2 separate regions of the Homo sapiens genome follow, and region 1 is linked to region 2. A link is an interaction called in ENCODE POLR2A ChIA-PET data of the cell type or tissue named here. Cell type or tissue: OCI-LY7. All regions are shown on one strand. Each heading gives the region's core, and the rest is flanking DNA. Links, peaks and the distances in the headings are about the cores only.

Evidence for each region. Peaks named below come from ENCODE experiments on the same cell type or tissue, not always from the same donor. Only the 100,000 strongest peaks of a DNase experiment are listed, where the experiment ranks them.
Region 1: POLR2A ChIA-PET joins it to region 2 with 19 read pairs; 12 of 35 experiments call an interaction of 5 or more read pairs at or near these places.

The regions. Positions count from the first base shown.
Region 1 is chr12:53,614,683-53,623,012 of GRCh38, forward strand. All of the region lies in intron 1 of ATF7-NPFF (ATF7-NPFF readthrough), which reads right to left. The region is part of intron 1 of ATF7 (activating transcription factor 7); the gene reads right to left. Among named protein-coding and RNA genes, the nearest start is that of ATF7, 7.5 kb to the right of the region's middle. In OCI-LY7, for the core only: a CTCF peak has its summit at 5,086; DNase peaks (open chromatin) are centred at 3,839 and 4,659; H3K4me3 peaks cover 2,144 bases; H3K27ac peaks cover 3,634 bases.
Region 2 is chr12:53,536,907-53,545,236 of GRCh38, forward strand. It overlaps ATF7-NPFF (ATF7-NPFF readthrough), which reads right to left. Exons shown (of 15, transcript NR_159377.1): 4 at 6,424-6,542; 5 at 509-646. It overlaps ATF7 (activating transcription factor 7), which reads right to left. Exons shown (of 12, transcript NM_006856.3): 4 at 6,424-6,542; 5 at 509-646. LOC124902937 (a long non-coding RNA gene) reads left to right here. Exons shown (of 3, transcript XR_007063316.1): 2 at 1,300-1,434. Among named protein-coding and RNA genes, the nearest start is that of ATF7-AS1, 27 kb to the left of the region's middle. In OCI-LY7, for the core only: CTCF peaks have their summits at 6,723 (motif pointing right), 6,925 and 8,149 (motif pointing right); DNase peaks (open chromatin) are centred at 6,735 and 8,165.

The DNA.
Region 1 (8,330 bases), core at 27-8,026, 78 kb after region 2:
GGGGTTATTCCAATGCTCGCCAATTCACTCTCACCAGTCCTAAACATGTAAGTGTAAAGTATTACCAAACTACTATTGACCAAAACTTCAAAAAATAAGTTAAAGAAAATGGTGTTGGCTGGGCGTGGTGGCTCATGCCTGTAATCCCAGCACTTTGGGAGGCCAAGGCAGGCGGATCGCCTGAGGTCCGGAGTTCAAGACCAGCTTGGCCAGCATGGTGAAACCCTGTCTCTACTAAAAATACAAAATTAGCCAGGCATGGTGGCAGATGCCTATAATCTCAGCTACTCAGGAAGCTGAGGCAGGAGAATCACTTGAACCCAGGAGGCAGAGGTTGTGGTAAGCAGAAATCATGCCACTGCACTCTAGCCTGGGCAACACGGCAAGACGCCATCTCAAAAGAAAAGAAAAAAAAAAAGAGCTGGGTGCGGTGGCTCACGCCTGTAATCTCAACACTTTGGAAGACCGAGGCGGGCGGATCACAAGGTCAGGAGATTGAGACCATCCTGGCTAATATGGTGAAACCCCGTCTCTACTAAAAATACAAAAAAATTGGCCAGGCATGGTGGCGGGCGCCTGTAGTCCCAGCTACTCGGGAGGCTGAGGCAGAAGAATGGCATGAACCCGGGAGGCGAAGCTTGCAGTGAGCCGAGCTCGTGCCACTGCACTCCAGCCTGGGTGACAGAGCGAGACTCTGTCTCAAAAAAAAGAAAAGAAAAATAAAAAAGAAAATGCTGCTACAGGAGTCATGTTGGTACCAGAAATATGATGTTAAATAAAACCAACAAGGTGTTATTCAAGTTTGATAAAACTTAAATATTACTGGCAAGAAACTTGGTACCAACATGATTCATTTACAGTAATTACGTCACATTCAACAAATCATCCTGATTTTATAATATAGTTAGGGGCTGGATGCGATGGCTCACACCAGTAATCCCAACATTTTGGGAAGCTGAGGCAGAAGGATCCCTTGAGCCCAGGAGTTTTAGATCCCTGGGCAAGAGAGCAAAATCCTTTCTCTGCAAAATAATTAAAGATTGGCTGGATCGGAAGTGAGGGGGTGTGCGTCTGTAGTCCCAGCTACTTGGGAGGCTGAGGCAGGAGGACTGGAGGATCACTTGAGCTCAGGAGTTCAAGGCTGCCAGTGAGTTATGATCACGCCACTGCATTCCAGCCTGGGTGACAAACCCAGACCCATCTCTAAAAATAATGATAATAATAATGAGTCAGGCATATTCCTATTTCAAAAAGAATGGTTGTGCCCTATTTTTCAATCTGACAAAATGTTTTTTTCTTACTGCATGGTAATTTTAAGCCCTCCCCAAAAATTGACCGGTTTAGCACACAAACATTCCTCGTCTACTACAGCAAAAAGAAGCAATCTATCAGATCAGGAGAAAACAGTAAGGAATTCCACTCAAAGGAAGCAAGCTGGGTTTTGTGAGAAGGTGGGGCTGTGGCAAAACATGTGACCACAGATGTCCATGCCACAAGCTCATGAAATGACTTTCTAAGCTAAATCTTGGCTCCCGTTAGTTTACTTTTGGGTTTTTTTGAGCCAGGGTCTCACTCTGTTACCCAGGCTAGAGTGCAGTGGCGTGATGTCAGCTCACTGAAACCCCCGCCTCCCAGGCTCAAGTAATCCTCCCGCGTTGGCCTCCCAAGTAGCTAGGACTAAAGGCGTGCACCACCAAGCCCAGCTAATTTTAAAATTTTTTGTAGAGATGGGGTCTCCCTGTGTTGCTCAGGCTGGTCTCGAACTCCAAGCTCAAGCAATCTGCCCACCTCAGCCTCCCAAAGTGTTGGGATTACATGTGTGGGCCAACTCACCCAACCTACACTTTCATAGACTTTCATGATATTTATTAAGAAGAGATACAATATTGAAAAGAAAAAAAGAAACTTTATGCACATTCTGGTTTCAAATGTATGGGAACACTGAGGATTAAAATTGCCAAAAGATGAGAAAAGGCGTGGCCGGGTGCGGTGGCTCATTCCTGTAATCCCAGCACTTTGGAAGGCTGAGGCGGGTGGATTGCCTGAGCTCAGGAGTTCGAGACCAGCCTGGGCAACACAGTGAAACCCCATCTCTACTAAGATACCTAAAAAATTAGCCAGGTGTAGCAGCGTGTGCCTGTAATCCCAGCTACTCAGGAGGCTGAGGCAGGAGAACTGCTTGAACCTGGGAGGCGGAGATTGCAGTGAGCCGAGACCATGCCACTGTACTCCAGCCTAGGCAACAGAGAACGACTCTGTCTCCAAAAAAAAAAAAAAAAAGGTGAGAAAAAGCTAACAACCTGAAGTCAAGGGTTTGTAATGAGTTTTACTGTAAACTTATGTATTATTTCTTTCTTTGAGACAGGGTATCACTTTGTTGCCCAGGCTGGAGTGCAGTGCTGCAACCTGGGCTGGCTGCAAACTCTGCTTCCTGAGCTGAAGCAATCCTCCCGCTTCAGCCTCCCAAGTAGCTGGCGCTACAAACGCATGTCACCACACTCAGCTAATTTTTGTATTTTTTATAGAGACAGGGTTTTGTCATGTTGCCCAGGCTGGTCTCGAACTCCTGGGCCCAAGCCTCCCAAAGTGCTAGGATTATAGGTGTGAACTACTGTGCCCAACCAATGCTTATGTATTATGTCCTTCTTAAAACTACTATACTAGGCCAGGCACAGTGGCTCACACCTGTAATCCCAGCACTTGGGGAGGTCAAGGTGGGTGGATCATTTGAGGTCACGGGTGCGAGAGCAGCCTGGCCAACATGGTTGAAACCCCGTCTCTACTAAAAATACAAAAATTAGCCAAGCATAGTGGCAGGCAACTGTAATCCCAGCTACTCGGGAGGCTGAGGCAGAAGAATTGCTTGTAATCAGAAGCCGGAGGCTGCAGTGAGCCAAGATTGTGCCACTGCACTCCAGCCTGGGTGACAGAGCAAGACTATGTCTCAAAAAAAATTTTTTTAAATAATAATAAAAAAAAGACTACTATACTAACTCACCTTTGCTTTGGTTGGGAACCTTCGTTAAATGTTTGCCTACAAAATTTTAAAAGCTTATCTTTTTATACAAGTTTATCTTTTCATACAACCTTTCCTGAATTGTAACACTCATCCTTCATTTCCGAGGAAGTGATATAGCAAATACTTTCAAAATTGAATTGAATCTTGCCTCATTGTAAACAGGCAGTCAGTCCATTATACAGAAGACCAAAAAAAAAAAAAAAGTTTTTAAACAAAAGGACAAACAAGAGAAAGGAAGGAAACAAAATACTATGATTTAACAGGAACAAAACCCAACATTCTTTCAACACAAAGTGTCCACAAGGGAAATGTCGAAGAGAAAATGTCATGATAAAATATTTTTAAGATATAAAATGACTCCAATGCAAAATATTTGTTGTTGTTGATTTTTGTTTTGTTTTTAGCTCAAAGGAGTTATTATTTCTCGTCATTTATGTTCCTTACTTGTGTTTATCCATTCCCACTGGGTCGACAGAAACATTTCAATTTTATTTTCTTTACAGTCTATTTTTCTTCCTGATTCTTCAAGAGTAAGTTCCTTGATCTTAACTTCTATTTATGAAAGTTCTGGCCTGAAAAGAACCTTGAGGGGTTATCGAGTCCATCCTTCTGCTTTCCAGGAGAATTCATAACTAATGCTATCAGATGGATGAGAAGGTATCAAAAGAAAATGCATTGTTTCCCTGCCTAGTAGCATGCTAATTTAATATGCACATTCATTCACGATTTGCAATTTTTTAAAAACGAAAGTAAAAATTAAAATGCCAAAAGAGGAAGGTACTTAAAAAATGCATTTATCAGCTAAAATTGCTCAAACATAAATTCAACTGTCAGGTCTAAAATTAACAAGCAGGAAAAGTTGCTGCCTGCCAATGTAAAGTCTTTAGTCCCTAGAGATGTCTTCTGAAGTTGTATCTCATTTGTAGCACCCTTCACCTACAACACTTAGACCTGGCAAACTTAGACCATCCTTGCCAATAAACTACAATTATAAATGGCAATTGTGTGTGTGTGTGTGTGTTTATAGTTGGTATAGGTTTTTATTCCAAACAGAAAATGAAAAGTTAGGGTCGGACGCGATGGTTCTTGCCTGTAATCCCAGCACTTTGGGACGCTGAGGTAGGTGGATTGCCTGAGCTCAGGCGTTCGAGACCACCCTGAGCAACATGGTGAAACCCCATCTCTACTAAAACACAAAAAGTTAGCCGGGCGCAGTGGTGGGCACCTGTAGTCCCAGCTACTTGGGAGGCTGAGGCATGAGAATTGCTTGAACCTGGGAGGCAGAGGTTGCAGTGAGCCAAGACTGCACCACTGCACTCCAGCCTGGCTGACATAGCAAGACTCTGTCTCCAAAAAAAAAAAAAAAGAAGAAAATGAAAAGTTAGGTCTAAATTGGAGATGTCAACATTACAGGGAAACTACATAAAATTGTTTTCAGAGAGTAGTTTAATTCTTTCATTTCTAAGTTGAAATGTCCAGGGAATAAAGTTTTTTTCCTAAAAGAGTTTCCAAGGGCAGGTGGCTCACACTGTAAGCCCAGCACTTTGGGAGGCCCAGGTGGGCGCATCAACTGAGGCCAGGAGTTTGAGACCAGCCTGCAACATGGTGAAACCACGTCTCTACTAAAAATACAAAAATTAGCCAGGCGTGGTGGCATGTGCCTGCAGTCCCAGCTACTTGGGAGGCTGAGGGGGAGAACTCCTTGAACCCAGGAGGCAGAAGTTGCAGTGAGCTGAGATTACACCACTGCACTGCATCCTGGGAGACAGAGCGAGACTCCGTGTCAAAAAAAAAAAAAAAAAGAAAAAAAAAAGAAGAGTTTCCAAAACAAGCTGGGCATGGGGGCCCAGCCTGTAATTCCAGCACTTTGGGAGGCCAAAGCAGGCAGATCACCTGAACTTAGGAATTCAAGACCAGCCTAGGCAACATGGGAAACTCTGTCTCTACAAAAAATACAAAAATTAGATGGGCACGGTGGCGCACATCTGTAGTCCTAGCTACTCAGGAGGCGGAGGCAGGATAATCACTTGAGCCCAGGAGGCAGAGACTGCAGTGAGCCAAGATGGCGCCATTGCACTCCAGCCTGGGAGACAGAGGGAGACCCTGCCTCAGAAAAAAAAAAAAGTTTCCGAAACAGAATTTCATCTAATGTCAAAAAATCTGGCCAGGCACAGTAGCTCATGCGTGTAATCTCAGCACTTTGGGAGGCTAAGGCAGGAGGACTGTTTGAGCCCAGCAGTTCGAGACCAGCCTGGGAAACATGATGAGACCTCTACAAAAAATAAACAAAATTAGCCAGGCATGGTGGCATGAGCCTTTAGTCTCAGCTACTCAGGAGGCTGAGGTAGGAGGATGGCTTGAGCCTGGGAGACTGAAGCTGCAGTATGAGCCATGATTGTGCCACTGTACTCCAGTCTGGGCAACAGAGTAAGACCCTGTCTCAAAAAAAAACCATGGCCGAGCACGGTGGCTCACGCCTGTAATCCTAGCACTTTGGGAGGCCGAGGTAGGTGGATCACTTGAGGTCAGGAGTTCAAGACCAGCCTGGCCAACATGATGAAAACCCATATCTACTAAAAAAATACAAAAATTAGGCCGGGCGCGGTGGCTCACGCCTGTAATCCCAGCACTTTGGGAGGCCGAGGCGGGCGGATCACGAGGTCAGGAGATCGAGACCATCCTGGCTAAAACGGTGAAACCCCGTCTCTACTAAAAATACAAAAAATTAGCCGGGCGTAGTGGCGGGCGCCTGTAGTCCCAGCTACTTGGGAGGCTGAGGCAGGAGAATGGCGTGAACCCGGGAGGCGGAGCTTGCAGTGAGCCGAGATCCCGCCACTGCACTCCAGCCTGGGCGACAGAGCGAGACTCCGTCTCAAAAAAAAAAAAAAAAAAAAAAATACAAAAATTAGCCAGGTGTGGTGGCACATGCCTGTAATCCCAGCTACTTGGGAAGCTAAGGCCTGAGAATTGCTTGAACCTGGGCGGCAGAGGTTGCAGTAAGCCTGCCACTGCACTCTAGCCTGGGGAACACAGCGAGACTTCGTCTCAAAAAAAAAAAGAAAAAGAAAAAAACCACAACCAAAAGACAGTAACAAAATAACAACAAAAAATCCCTGCAACTATGAAGAAATATGGTTAATTTTCTATAATTATTTGAAAATGAAAAAAAAACAGGACTAGAAGTCTTGGAAATGGGAAAATTATAATTTTTTAAAATGTGGGGCAAGGGAGGTCGAGTACAGAAATCGTAGACTAGTGAAATATTATTTCTCAGAAAGATTCTAAATGAATTATTAAACAGATCACTTATGAACCACTGGCAAGTTATGCAGTGATCTATAAACAGTAGCATAAGATACCCAAACAGCAACTAATATGCAACTTCATTTTCTTTTTTGACAGGGTCACTAGCCTAGGAGTTCAGAGATGTCAGAGGCAGAATATACTGCATTTGGATTTCAACAAGATACCTCTTGCTATTTCATAGAAAATAAAGGTTAGATTATATAAAATGGCAGGTGGGATTCACAACTGAATTTTATCCAAAAGTTGACTAACAGGTTAATGTTAACATAATGATAGTCTACTCATGTTGTATAGCATTGTTCTACCCTTATACATGTTTACCAGTGACCTAAAACAAAAACACAGGTATCATGTTTATCAAATTTATCAATAATACAAACATATGAGAAATGGTCAAGAGGTGAAATGACATTATCAAGCTAAAACAACAAACCAAATTAACAAAATGATAATTACAGGGATAAATGTAAAGTTGTCAAAAAATCAACTACATGGCCGGCGCGGTGGCTCACGCCTGTAATCCTAGCACTTTGGGAGTTCAAGGTGGGTGGATCACTTAAAGTCAGGAGTTCGGGACCAGCCTAGCCAACATGGTGAAACCCCGTCTCTTCTAAAAATACAAAAAAAAAAAATTAGTTGGGTGTGGTGGTGCAGGCCTGTAATCCCAACTACTCTGGTGGCTGAGGCAGGAGAATCGCTTGAACCCGGGAGGCGGAGGTTGCAGTGAAACAAGATCGAGCCACTGTATTCCAGCCTGGGTGACAGAGCAAGACTCTGTCTCAAAAAAAAAAAAAAAAAAAAAATCAACTACACAAACTAATGTGATCTTAGGCTTTAAAAACAGAGGCATAGAGTGCAATAAAATAGAAGTTGTGATTCCCCCCGTAGTTTGTATTTATTAGATTATATCTGAGATGTTCAGACCTAGATGAGGAACCATAAACCACTCAGGTAACTAACTTGATGAAGAGCCTGATCTTTTATTTAAAATGTCACTTAAGAAATCGTACGGGCTGGGCTCAGTGGCTCATGCCTGTAATTCCAGCACTTTGGGAGGCCGAGGTAGGCGGATCACTTGAGGTCAAGAGTTCAAGACCAGCCTGGCCAAAATGGTGAAACCCCGTCTCTACTAAAAATACAAAAATTAGCTAGGCATGGATGGCGGGCACCTGTACTCCCAGCTACTCAGGAGGCTAAGGGACAAGAATCGCTTGAAACCGGAAGTTGGAGGTTGTAGTGAGCTGAGATCGCACCACTGCACTCCAGTCTGGGAAACACAGCAAGACTCCATCTCAAAAATAATAATAATAATAATAATAATAGAAATAGCTGGCCGGGCGTGGTGGCTCACACCTGTAATCCCAGCACTTTGAGAGGCCGAGGAGGGCAGATCACGTGGTCAGGATATTGAGACCATCCTGGCTAACACGGTGAAACTCCGTCTCTACTAAAAATACAAAAAATTAGTCAGGCATGGTGGCGGGCGCCTGCTAGTCCCAGCTACTCGGGAGGTTGAGGCAGGAGAATGGCGTGAACCTGGGAGGCGGGGCTTGCAGTGAGCTGAGATTGTGCCACTGCACTCCAGCCAGGGCAAAAGCGCGAGACTCTGCACTCCAGCCAGGGCAAAAGTGCGAAATTGCGTCTCAAAAAAAAAAAAAAAAATAGCTTAAAGAACTTGGGGTATTTACCCCAGAAGAGATGCCTCCTGTAATCCCAGCACTTTGAGAGACCAAGGTGGGGAGATGGCTTGAGCCTAGGAATTCCAGAAGAGCCTGGGCAATGCAGGGAGACCCAATCTCTACAAAAAATTTAAAAATTAGCCAGGCATGTTGGCATGCGCCTGTGGTCCCAGCTACTTGGAGGCTGGGAGGACTGCTTGAGGCCAAGAGTCCTAGTTACTCAGGAAGCTAGGACTAGAAGATAACTTTAGCCTAGGAGTTCGAGGTTACAATGATCTGTGATCACGTCACTTGCACTCTAGCCTGGGCAACATAGCGAGACCCTG
Region 2 (8,330 bases), core at 189-8,188:
AGAATACAATTGCTATGAACATTCTAACATACTTCTTTTGGTAGACATATGCACTAATTTCTCTTCCATATAGACTTATAAGTGAAATTGCTGGGAAGGAGAATAGGTATAATTTATATAAATCTTCTAAATATTCCTTTAAATACAATCGGTCCTCCTATAATACATACTTTTTTTTTTCTTGAGACAGTCTCACTCTGTTGCCCAGGCTGGGGTGCAGTGGAGCAATCACAGCTCACTGCAGCCTCGACCTCTAGGGCTTAAGTGATCCTCCACCTCATACTCTCAAGTAGCTGGAACTACAGGCATGCTCCACCACGCCCAGGTAATTTTTGTATTTTAAGTGGAGATGGGGTTTCTCCATGTTGCCCAGGCTGGTCTTGAATTTCTGGGCTCAAGTGATTCTCCCATCTTGGCCTCCTGAGTAGTTAGGACATACTATTTATATAATTAATGAATCAAAACTTTATCAATTAACATTTGAGATGATCCTTGGTAGAGAATTTACCTTCTCCTTCAGTGGTGGGGAACAGGGACTAGAGGCAGGGCTATCAGGTGGGGATGAGTCTACCTCCACTGGCTCTTCTTCTTTGATTTTGATGTCTGGTGTGGAAGGCAGAGACATGTCAAGGGGCCCAGCAGCAGCCTGTTGTGAAAGAAAAATGAACAGAGTTTAACCCTATGATTCCTTTCAGGTTGAATCTATATTTTCCCATTTCCAAGATAAGGGAATATGCTTCTAAGAAGTTCTGCTCTTATACAATGCACTGAACTGCATGTCAAATAAATGTGGGCCCCTTATGTTTGATTTGTTTTGTATTTTGAGGCGTAGTTTCAATCTTGTTGCCCAGGCTAGAGTGCAATGGTGTGATCTCGTCTCACTGCAACTTCCACCTCCCAAGTTCAAGAGATTCTCCCGCCTCAGCCTCCCAAGTAGCTGGGATTATAGGCATGTGCCACCACGCCCAGCTAATTTTTTATTTTTAATAGAGATGGGGTTTCTCCATGTTGGTCAGGCTGATCTCGAACTCCCGACCTCAGGTGATTCACCTGCCTCAGCCTCCCAAAGTGTTGGGATTACAGGAATGAGCCACTGCATCCGGCCAAGAAATATGGGCCCCTTATGTTTTATGTACAATTCTGGCCAAATCATTTTGTCGGTAATTCTCAGGGCTTCTGTTTCCCCAACTATAAGATGAAGATAATACCTGCTTCACCAATGGTAAACAAATATTTATAAAGACCTGAAAAAAAAGATGCCATTTAAATCCATGCAAATATTATGATAATATTTTTCAGGAAATCAAAATAATTCCTGAATCTGCTGGCCACTGGAGAGCTGTGAACACTTTCTCTGCCAACAAGGATTACCCAATTACCAAAAGCAAACAAAGACAAACTGGCTATTCAAGTACTGCAAACCAGATAGGAAAGGTATTTTCTGGGGAACTCACCATGCTTGATGGTGATCTCACCCCAAAATATGGTGCTGGATGTATCAGGTAGACAAGGGGTTTGGGGTAACAGAAAAGAAAGGCTGATCATCTGATTGGTGAAATAAATGACAACTTGGTCTTAGGAGCAAGACTGGAGAAAACCAGAAAGGAAAGAGAGCACTTTCCTGGCAGTGATGCAATCACCTCACAGAACTGTGGAGCTGTAAACGGCCTTGCAGGGAACAATAAACCATCTGAGATAATGGCCTTGACACTGAACCAGGATAGGAGGGTTGGCATTGCAGTTCAGTTTCATAACAAAGTGGATCCTTTGTTCTATCTATCCTGTATCCCAGGCTTCTTGGTGAAGCAACTGCTTGTTTCAAGATCTTCCCTTGCTACCCTAACCCTTAGAAACCTTCTTGATAGCTAGCTGAGTAAATTAAAGATAATGTGATATCTACTACATTAGAGAAGGTAGTAGTGGTTCATTTTCCCCAATCTGAGGAGGGTGAGCAACAGCAAAAGTAGCTTCATTTCTGCCTCATTTTTTCTACATAGCTAAGATGTCAGGTCCAATTTAGCTAATTCTGAGATCTCTTAAGTCAGAGACTAGTGGGAAGGAGAAGCCTCTAAGTAAATACAACCATAGATTTGAAATCCTCTAGGGCATCTCCTAGCAAAGCTGCGGTTCAGCAAAGTTCCACACTCATTAAACACTTCTGGAGACTCTTCCACTGAGCCTGTACTTCTCATTAAGGGGAAGTAAAGACCACTCCTGTACAGGCAGGAGGATACACCAAGGAATGCCCAGTGAGGAAAGGGCTGACTATAAACTAGTCTCCCAGAAGTGTCAACTGAGCTAAAATGGCAATGAAAAAGACTTGAAGCTTTTTATGGGAAGCTAATTTTCTTGAATTTGCCTATAATAAATTGGGTATAAAATCCCTCATAGGCCAAGTGTGGTGGCTCATGCCTGTAATCTCAACACTTTGGGAGGCCAAGGTGGGAGGATCACCTGAGGCCCGAAATTCTAGACCAGCCTGTGCAAATAGCAAAACCCTTTCTTGGACAGGTGTGGTGGCTCATGCCTGTAATCTCAGCACTTTGGGAATTCGAGGTGGGAGGATTGCTTGAGCCCAGGAGTTTGAGACCAGCCTGTGCAACATAGTGAGACCCTGTCTCTATGAAAATAAATTAGTCAGGCATGGTGGTACGCGCCTGTAGTCCCAGCTACTTGGGAGGCTGAGGTGGGAGAACTGGTTAAGCTCAGGAGGTGGAGGCTGCAGTGAGCCAAGATTCTACCAATGCACTCTAGCCTGGGAGACAGAGCAAGATCCTGTCAATGAATGAATGAATGAATGAATGAATGAATGAATGAATGAATGAAAAAAAATGACAAAAAGACTGTGGCTAGTTCTGCCATTTGAAAGCAGAACTACAAGACCAGGTGTGGTGGCTCACGCTTGTTATCTCAGCACTTTGGGAAGCTGAGGCTAGTGGATCTCTTGAGCCCTGGAGTTCAAGACCAGTGTGGGCAACATGGCAAAACCCCATCTCTAAAAATAAATGCAAAAATTAGCTGGGTGTGGTGGTGAGTGCCTGTAGTCCTAGTTACTCCAGGGACTGAGGCGGGAGGATCACTTGAGCCTGGGAGTTTGAGGTTGCAAGCACCATTGCACTCTAGCCTGGGCAGCAGAGTGAGGCTCTGTCTCAAAAAAAATACGAGGCCAGGCACAGTGGCTCATGCTTGTAATCCCAGCACTTTGGGAAGCTGAGGTGGGTGGATCATGAGGTCAAGAGTTCGAGACCAGCCAGGCCAACATGGTGAAACCCTGTCTCTACTAAAAATACAAAAATTAGCCAGGCATGGTGGCATGGACCTGTAGTCCCAGCTACTTGGGAGGCTGAGACAGGATAATCACTTGAACTCAGGAGGTGGAGGTTGCAGTGAGCCATCATGATCGCACCACTGCACTCCACCTGGATGACAGAGTGAGACTCCGTCTCAAAAAAAAAAAAAAAGAAAAAAAAGTAGAACTACAAATATGTGCTACTGAGTTTCCCTGCTTTATTAATTTATTTAAAGACAGGGTCTGGGCCAGGCGCGGTGGCTCACGCCTATAATCCCAGCACTTTGGGAGGCTGAGGTGGACAGATTGCTTGAGCTCAGGAGTTTGAGACCAGCCTGGGCAACATGGCAAAACCCTATCTCTACTAAAAATACAAAAAAATTAGCCAGGCGTCGTGGCATGCACCTGTAATCCCAGGTACTCGGGAGGCTGAGGCAGGAGAATCGCTTGAACCTGGGAGGTGGAGGTTGCAGTAAGCCGAGATTGCGCTACTGCACTCCAGCCAGGGTGACAGAGGGAGACTCTGTCTCAAAAAAATAATAATAATAAATAATAATAAAATAAAATAAATAAAGACAGGGTGTTGTTCCACTGCCCAGGCTGGAGTGCAGTGGTTCAATCATGGCTAACTGCAACCTTGACCTCCTAGGCTCAGCCTCCTAAGTAGCCAGGATCATAGGCGTGTGCTACCACACTCAGCTGATTTTTAAATTTTTTGTAGAGATAGGTCTCACCATGCTGCTCAGGCTGGTCTCGAGCTCCTGAGTTCCAGCAATCCTCCTGTGTGGCCTCCCTAAGCACTGGGATTACAGGTGTGAACCACCAGGCCTCGCGCAGCCCTCTTTCTGTTAGTTTAAGGGAGATAGCATAAAAAGAAACTCATAGAAATCTATGGAACTTGGAAATAACTCCAGTGATAAAGACACTATCTTGCTTTCTTACCACTTAAACTGGATGGAAAAGTCATGTATAACTATCTTGATTTACCTGCTATGTATGCCCTCTTAGAAGGAAAGAGCTCCCATGGAAATTTTTTCTTAAATATAGGGAAAAATAGAAGCGGTTCCAGCTATTCTATATTCTGATAGGATCCCATGCTTCACTATACCATGCAATTGTGAGGTTAATGTGTTTATATATATGTTTTGGGATACAGATGTTGGAATCTTTTATGATTCCAGAAAATCAGGAACACAGACTTGATTTTAAAAATAGTGACCAATAACCTAGAATTCTAATTCTAAAGTAAAATTTGATCTTTGCATTTTTCTTTTTCCCCCAAGCCCCTTATTCCATGGGAACTATCTTCCTTTGACTCTGCTTCTTCAAGTATTTCCTCTCGTCTTCCAAACTAAGGGATTATCTAGGGATCTGAACTATATAAAGGCTAAAATCAGAGAATCATAGCGCCTCAGGATTAGAAGGGATTCCAGCATTTTAATCCCCTCTACAATATCTCTACTAAGTGGTCTACATATAATTGAACATATTTTGTGACAGCTTCCACCCAGTGGTCCTACTTCTCCCTTTAGACCACATGGAATAAATGTAATCCCTCTTTTAATGAATACTCTTGAAGATCGCAATTTGTTCACACTAGATCTCTTTTCCAACCAAAATTTCCTCAATTTCTTTCTTGTTTTTGAGACAAAGTCTCACTCTGTCGCCCAGGCTGGAATGCAGTGGCATGATCTCAGCTCACTGCAACCTCTGCCTCCCGGGTTCAAGTGATTCTCCTGTCTCAGCCTCCTGAGTAGCTGGGATTACAGGCGTGCGCCGCCACGCCTGGCTAAGTTTTGTATTTTTAGTAGAGATGGGGTTTCGCCATGTTGGTCAGGCTGGTCTTGTGATCTGCTTGCCTTGGCCTCCCAAAGTGCTGGGATTACGGGTGTGAGCCACTGCGCCTGGCCTGTTTTTTTTTTTTTTTTTTTAAGAGATAGGGTCTCCGGGCCAGGCGTGGTGGTTTACGCCTGTAATCCCAGCCCTTTGGGAGGCCGAGGTGAGCAGATCACGAGGTCAGGAGATCGAGACCATCCTGGCTAACACGGTGAAACCCCGTCTCTACTAAACATAAAAAAAAAATTAGCCAGGTGTGGTGGTGGGCGCCTGTAGTTCCAGCTACTCGGAAAGCTGAGGCAGGAAAATGGCGTGAACCTGGGAGGCGGAGCTTGCAGTGAGCTGAGATCGTGCCACTGCACTCCAGCCTGGGCAACAGAGCAAGACTCTTGTCTCAAAAAAAAAAAAAGAGAGAGATAGGGTCTCACTCTGTCACCCAGGCTGGAGCACAGTGGTGCAATCATAGCTCACTGCAGCCTTGAACTCCTGGGTTCAAGCAATCTTCCTGCTTCAGCCTCCCGAGTAGCTAGGACTACAGGCATGCACCACCATGCCTGATCAATCTTTAAAACTGTTTTTGTAAACATGGAGGTCCTGCTATTGCCAAGGCTGGTCTTGAACTCCTGTAATCCTCCCACCTTGGCCTCCCAAAGTGCTGGGATTACAAGCATGAGCCAATGTGCTTGGCCACTTGATTTCTTTAAAAGTTCCCGAAGTGACATAGTTTATAGTTCTTTCACCGTCCTGGTTGATCTCCTTTGAAAGACAGTAGGAACATCCTTCTTTATCTTTAATGCTTTGAATAATAGTAGAAAGCTACTTAAAGGCAAAAACCACATATATTGAAACAAAGAAGAGTGGAAATTTGATAAATGTTTATTGACTTGCTGATTCAAAAAAACAGTGTAGCTGAGAAGTCTGATCAGCTCAGAAAAGAGTGGAATTTGGCAACAAATATGTTATCCAACAAAATCTGAGTAATTTATCACCTTTTAACATCTTCAACATATTTATAATATAAATATTTTTTAAAAAACCGATTATTAAACTAATACTCCCCTGGAAGAACAAGAGGACTAATTTTCGGTGACGACAGACTTGTGCTGATCCATCATCTGGAACTCCTAAAGACCTGAATGGCTGACTGGGATTAGTGACTACTATCTGGTTTTACTGGTTTTACTCTACTAAGCCCATGATTTTGTGTTTTAACCAATTAAGAAAATTATCCCAAAGCACAATAAAAATAGCCTAGGTCTGAATACCACCAGTTTTTTGGCAACAGTCCTGCTTCTTGCCTTTTTCTCATCCTCATCTGCAGCTTTCTTGAATTCATGTTCAAAGGAGCTAGCTAGTTCATTGAAGAGTCCCACCTCCTCACAGTTCTTCAGGAATCTAGTTGGAGTAGGCGTTTGATCTGTAGACATGAAAGAAAAGGAAACTGTTTTAGTTTTGATCTGAAATTAAAACTTGATATTAAATAGTATATAGAGAATGCATTTGTACTTTTTGATTTGGAGAGAGAGTCTTTGTGTTAGGGCAAATTTGCTTTAATGGAGCTCTAGTAGGCGAAGGCTGGTGTAGGCCACCAGAGGGTGTCTGTGTTGTGTTGCCTCAAAGCCAGCAGGGGGAAGACCGAACAGTATTTTGTTGTGTGACTATCCACGTACCCACTTTTCTCTCAGTGCTAGTTTTACCTCGTTTACCTCCAACCAAACCAAACCACCCACACAGGTGACACAGTTTTGTGAAACCTCTAGATTTGAAAACCAAGTATAGTTAAGCAATATTTTCTTTCGTAAATTTACTCCCTGCTAGGTCTGAAGTGAGCAGAAAAAGCAGATGGATGTTAAAATCTGATGAGAAGAAACTGAGGATCAGATGGTTGAGTTTGCTGACTAAAGCTACCGAGTAAGAAATAGTGCCTTGTCTTTCAGTGGTCACTGAGGTAATAATGGTCTGTTACCTTCTGAAGGATTCCAGGCAAATCTAGGGGCTGAGGAGTAAGACAGCAAGATCATGAGCTGGAAAAGGAAACTGTAAACAATAGACCTAATTTCACAGAGACCTAGGCCCAGAGCAAGTTCCTGAAACCAGGGTATTCGGATTTAGATTTGCCAGCCAAAATATGCCCACAGGGGCTGCACGAGTCTCTCCTCAACACAGTGCCTCTGCCCTTCTGAAGAGAAAGGCTCTTGGTAACCCATGGGAACTTTTTAAGCAACTTGAATTTTACATTCTCCCTCCCAATCCTGCTTTTTTAGACCTGAATCTTGTTCACAGATCCTAACTCTATTACGATGGGTTTCATTGGCATGCTACTTCAGGGATTCATCTCATACCCCAAACCGCTAGAATGAATGACAGAAATACAGAACAATGTTTAAATGATATTTTAAGGAGTGAGACCTGGGGTTAAGATCACCCCTTCTTGGCTGGGCGCAGTGGCTCATGCCTGTAATCCCAGCACGTTGGGAGGCTGAGATGGGTGTATCACTTGAGGTCAGAAGTTTGAGACCAGCCTGGCCAACATGGTGAAACTCCATCTCTACAAAAAAATACAAAAATTAGGTGGGCATAGTGGCAGGTGCCTGTAGTCCCAGCTACTCAGGAGGCTGAGGCAGGAGAATCTCTTGAACCCAGGAGGTGGAGGTTGCAGTAAGCCGAGATCACTGCCACTGCACTCCAGCCTGGGTGACAGAGTGAGACTCTGTCTCAAAAAAACAAACAAAAAAACCCAAAAACACCCCTTCTAGCCTGATCAATTGAAAATAGTCCAATGGGATTTTCCATGGAAACAGCACAATTTTTATAAAAAAATTTAAACAAAACCTCTTCTGAATCAGAGTGTTTGGAAAAGTTACCACTACTTCTCAAAAATAGTTTTAAAAGGTACTCTGGCAGCTTTGGTTGGCTAACGATAAAGCCACTTTCCCTCCATCCCTGGATGAGTAGAAGTAGTATCATCCTTTATGCTTAGAGAGTACTTTAGTAAGGGCATACCCAAAATCATAACTCAAGTGGAACAGGAGGGGGCAGCTAAGGGCATGGCTATGGCAGAGGAGGGACTTTCAGACCTTTGATATGAGGTTCAAACGAACTTCTCCTGCACCCTGCTGTTCAGGCTCATTTCTGGTTTTTTAAAGGCTCTCCTGTGTTAAACCTAATTCCTCACTTTGCAGGTGGCCTCTAACTTTCAAATGGC